Linked DNA regions of Mus musculus: region 2 is linked to region 1. Evidence: chromatin loops called from intact Hi-C (ENCODE). Cell type or tissue: heart. All regions are shown on one strand.

Region 1 (2,500 bases):
GCCGGGGGCGGGGGCGGGGGCGGGGGGGGCGTGGCACAGGGCAACTAAAGGGATAGAAAGAGGCACAGGAAGAAAAAAGGCCACTTTAGGATCAGCAAGAGAAAGACCTCCAGCCATTGCTGGCCATAGGGATCTGGCTGAAAATAAAACTAGGTGGAAATTGAAACATGTGTACAGCCCAAGTCAGACTTATGAGAGAATGCACTATCTGTGTTTAAGGGCCTTGGAAAATGACTTAGGGGCCTTGGAGAAGTGACTCGGGGCATTTGAGTTTTGTGAAGCTGGAACTCTGCAGATCCTGACTGGACTCCCAGTCAGTGGGAGAAGAATTCAAGGAGAGGGTGCATCCCAGCAGTCTGACAGACAGAGAACTGTAAGGGACACGACACCACACTGTGAGGTCAAACACCAGAGAGCTCTGAGCAGTGCTGCCTGCTGCCTGCTGGCTACTGTCTGAAGGGCTGCATCTCTGGCCTCACTGGGGCTTGTGTATTTGAGGATAAGGCTCCCTTTCCTGCCATCTTTTAAGTTGTGTATTATAGAGACTATAAACTATGCACAAAAATAAACACACTAATCTAATAGACCCCTTTGTACCTATCAACTATTTTCAACAACTATAAATCCACAGTCTTTCTTACAGGCATTACATAATTTCATCTAAAATAGTCCATGCTGCATTTCTAAAGCATAAATACTGTTTGGGCTAGAGAGATGGCTCAGCCCTTAAGAGCACACACTGCTCTTACAGAGAACCCAAGGGCAGTTTCAAGCACACACATCAAGCAACTCACTATAGCCTGTGACTCCAGCTCCCAGGATCCAAAGTCTCCAAGAGCACCTGTACACACATGTATGTTGTGTATACCCAAACATACCCAAACATAGAACTAAAAATAAACTGAATATCAAAACAAGCCTTTAACCAGACTTCTTTTCTATTGCCTGTAGTGCTGGCAAGCATCAAGTAAGTGCTCAACTTTGCAACCCTTTCCATCGGAGGACTGTGGTTTCTGTAGAACTCTACCCTCCCCCCCCCCCATCCCACATAGAGAGAAAACTGAAGCAGGTTCCCCAGGAAAGATGCAGTCCACACCCTCGCCGTCGAGTTTTTCTCTGTAGTGATGCAGCATACATATGGGAAACAGAAAGGGTGGCACCTAGAGGAGGCAAGCACATTGGCAATATACAGAGAAAGTAACCAACAAACCCCGAATTCTGCATGATGCCCAGAGGAGCTGGGCCTGGTGCCAGGAGCTGAGACATGCTTCCATTGTCACTGGCAGATGACAGATTTAGAAACAGACAGGGGATCCTCTTATCAAGAGGAACGCTGTCAGCTGAGGTCATTCGCATTTCAAAAGTACAATCAACCCAACGTGAGCTGGGGGTATTAAACATGATTTTTCTCACCTTGAATGACCCCTTCTCCCTACATTAAGCTGCCTATTTAGATCATTTAAACCGTGCGGCAGCAAATTGAAAACATGGGCTTTCTGGGCTGTGTATTTTCTTTCTCGTGTTGGAACATTTCCCTTGAGAACCCCAGGTCTCATGATCATGGCAAAGAAAGTCCCACATGACTTTCTGATTAAGCGCTTCGTGATGTGCACGTACAAGCTGATGAATCGATTTTTTCTTTCTTTCTTTCTTTCTTTCTTGGCTAAAGTGCAGCATCTGCTTCGAAGAAACACATTGCGCTGCCACTTCTCTGTCAGCTGCTTGATCTGTTTGTCAACAAAACCGAGTGCAAAGGGATTGTACTTCTACAAAAGTAATCTCATCTCAAAGCAGCTTGTCCAAAGATTCTACAAGGCATCACAATGACCCCAGATGACATTATCTATCTGCCTGATTGCTAGATGTGGCTCTCTGCAGTCACAAGTCACTAAAGGACTCAAATATGCATTTTCCCTACTGCTCTGAACTAATGCTTCCTGCTGTGAGGGTTGGGATAGCGTCACATGCCAGCTTTTAGATATTTGTATTCACTGACTGATTTAAAATACAGACCGAATACCAAAACCAGTCACTATTTACTTTAATATCAGTAATCCTGACTTGATCAAAAAATATTCACAAGAATTTCTCCCCCCCCCCCCGCCAGTTTGTGTATGTTTTTGCCATTCCTTTGAATTAATGCATTACATCAAAGTGTCTAGCTTTTTTTTAAAGAAGCTTTGTTATAATTTCCTTTGACCTCTTTTATGTGCATCCAAGAAAAGGCCCAGAGCAGCAGCTTTCTCTGTTCTGGCCCCAGGGAAAGCCTTGGGGCTCCTTGGAGGCTCTGCCGTTCCCACCACAGATTCCCAAGAGAGAGAGAAAGGCTACAGCTTCCCCTACAGATTCCCAGCCATCCACCTTCCCCACTGGTAAGCCAAGTATCTCAGACAAAATTAGATAATGGAGCCGACCTTACTGTTCCACTGCCAAACCTCCTTGACTTTCTGATGAAAATATGGAACAGATAACCCTGTGGGTGGATGATTCTCAGTTCAGA
Region 2 (2,500 bases), 120 kb before region 1:
CCTTCCTTCCTTCCTTCCTTCCTTCCTTCCTTCCTTCAGTAGTTTTTAGTTAATTTCAAGGAAGAGACCATTATTGGTATGAAGGCTTCTGAAAGACTCCCAGTCCTAAAAGTCAGCAGGCACCTGTAAATTGAGACAAGAGGGGCCCCTGAGTAGAACAGGAGGGCGTGAATCTGGTGAGGAAGGAAGACCAGGGGTCTGAAAAGAGGATGCTAGATCTTCTCATAGTTAATACTACTTCAGAAAAACCATGAAGCTTAATTTGAATAGAGTTTGCACCCTCCAAAACTCATGCTGAAATTTAATTGCCATTGTCTGATGTTAAGAAGTAGAGCCTTTAAGGTGTGCTTTGGTCATTCACAGGGATTAATGCCTTTCTTGTGGGTCTGAGGCTGCCTCTCAAGGCTTGCTTCTTTTTATTTTCACCTTCTGCCATGTTACGACACCCCGACAAGACATCACTGCTACACTCTTGAACTTGCCAGCCTATATATCCAAAGTCCAAGTAAACTTTTCTTTTATAAATTGTGTTGTCTCAGATATTCTGTTATAGTAACAGGAAATGTACTGACATCATGACATTGCCAAGACCTTCATTATATGGACATAGGATTGTGTTCCCTGCCACAGCTATAGAAAATGTCCCAAATTTTCTGTGTTTATTCCTTCCTTACCTTCATGTCCAATCTATAAAGAAGTATCAAATACATATACATCACAATGAGAGGGAACTCTAGGGTCAGAAAGAGAGCCATGGCTTTACTAATGAAAGCCATATGTCCCTGGCAGGAGAAGCACTTTCAGAGGCTCTATTAGGTGGTCAATGTCTGCCCACAGCAGCCAGCTTCTCTATGACAGCACGCACTCAAGAGTTTTTCTAAATGGTAACTTACCAAAAAACACTACCACAAAATGCATTGCTCCTTTTCTTCATGTGATGGCCCATAGAATGGTCAGGGTAGACTAGTGTAGTGAGGGTATAATCACATTTTATTTTTGGAATCAAAAAGCATGTCTACTTATTGGCAGCTAAAATGCTTGCTGGCATGGACCATAGGGAGAAGCTTAGATTACACATTTCCCCAAGGCCTTTGTTTATCTAAACCAACCCCCACAGCAGAGGCTCTGCCAAGCTCTCACTAGGTTGCCTTTGAGGAAATCTATCCAAAGTTTTACTTCTGTGTTTTGAAAAATGTGGATATCTGTTGTCGTCGTCGTTGTTGTTGTATTTTTTTTAATGAAGCAAAACACAACCAATCAAGGCAGTGCTTTCAGTGGCCTTGTGGTTCCATCTACACTGTCTTTACCACTTGCTCCTGTGGTTCAGGCTTAGCTCTGCTTCCTCCTGGGCATCTCTATATCACAGTCCTTCATCCAGGCCTAAGCCAGAAAATTCCAAAGCATCCTGGGATGTCTTTCTGTCTTCAGCTGTGTTTCTAAGGGGCAGTCAACTGTTGTTGCACAGGTATTAAGAAATCAACCCACTGCCAACCTGTGATAAAGGGATCAACACAGGCAAGCCCTATGTGCAGTGAGAGTCGTAAACATCTGAGTCAGAGGTCCTGCAGTAGAAACTGAGTTGAATTCAGAGAATAAAAACCAATGGGTCTTCTTACTAAGAATCAAAGATCTTGGGTTCTAGTTCTAGCTCTATGTCTATCTAGCTCAATGGACAGAGTCATCTACTAATGCCTGTGTTAGTGAATTCAACACCAAGGCATACGCCAGGATGCAAAGGTACTGTTTATGCCCAGTGACATCATATACTATCAGTTTGATAGCTCTAGAGTCCCTTAGAGACAACCACTGAGCGTGTTTGGGAGGAAGTTTCTTGACTGGTATCACTGAAGTAGGAATATGTACTCTAAGAGAGTGGCACTATTCCATGGACTGGGTCCCAGATTGACTCAAAGAAAAATGAGCTGAGCACTGTAGCCATCAACCTCTGCTTCCTAACACTAGACATTGCGTGCCCAGCACCCCCTCCCCAGGTTTCTGCCATCTGCCCTCCACACCATGTGGACTGGGCTTCCAGACTGTGTGCCAAAACAAACTCTTTCATAAGTTGTTCTTGTCAGGTTATTTTGTCATAGCAACCAGAAAAGTGACAAGCCCTTACCTACTGTGGTGGTTCAATGAGAACTCTCCCTCTAAGGGTTATATTTTTGAAGGCTTGGCACCCCTGGTTTGTGACACTGTTTCTAGAGGAAATATGTCAGAGCAGGCAGACTTTGAGATTAAAAGCTTGTGTCACTTCCAGTTTGCTCTCTATGCTTCCGGTTTGTTCTACTGATGTGAGCTCTCAGATTTCTGCCCCAGGTGCCATACCTTCTCATTGCTGGCATACTTCCTTGCCATGACAGCCTCTTTATCCCTCTGCAACAGAGCTGGAACAAAATTTGTTCCTTAAGGTGCTTTTGGTCAGCCGAAAAATGAATTTTCACCCCCAGCAAGAATTCTAAGTGATTGGGTTCACCTGGAAGGACTCTCATAACACCTT

Evidence for each region. Hi-C counts contacts between places; a loop is a spot of excess contacts. Peaks named below come from ENCODE experiments on the same cell type or tissue, not always from the same donor. Only the 100,000 strongest peaks of a DNase experiment are listed, where the experiment ranks them.
Region 2: a loop joins it to region 1, with 2.4 times the contacts of the local background. A loop is called at or near these places in 4 of 42 quality-filtered maps.

The regions. Positions count from the first base shown.
Region 1 is chr14:62,172,799-62,175,298 of GRCm38, forward strand. No RefSeq gene overlaps it. Among named protein-coding and RNA genes, the nearest start is that of Gm35419, 3.0 kb to the left of the region's middle. In heart, a CTCF peak has its summit at 1,178; a DNase peak (open chromatin) is centred at 1,263; H3K27ac peaks cover 1,131 bases.
Region 2 is chr14:62,056,247-62,058,746 of GRCm38, forward strand. No RefSeq gene overlaps it. Among named protein-coding and RNA genes, the nearest start is that of Gm35307, 23 kb to the left of the region's middle. In heart, no CTCF peak of the experiment used is centred here; no DNase peak of the experiment used is centred here.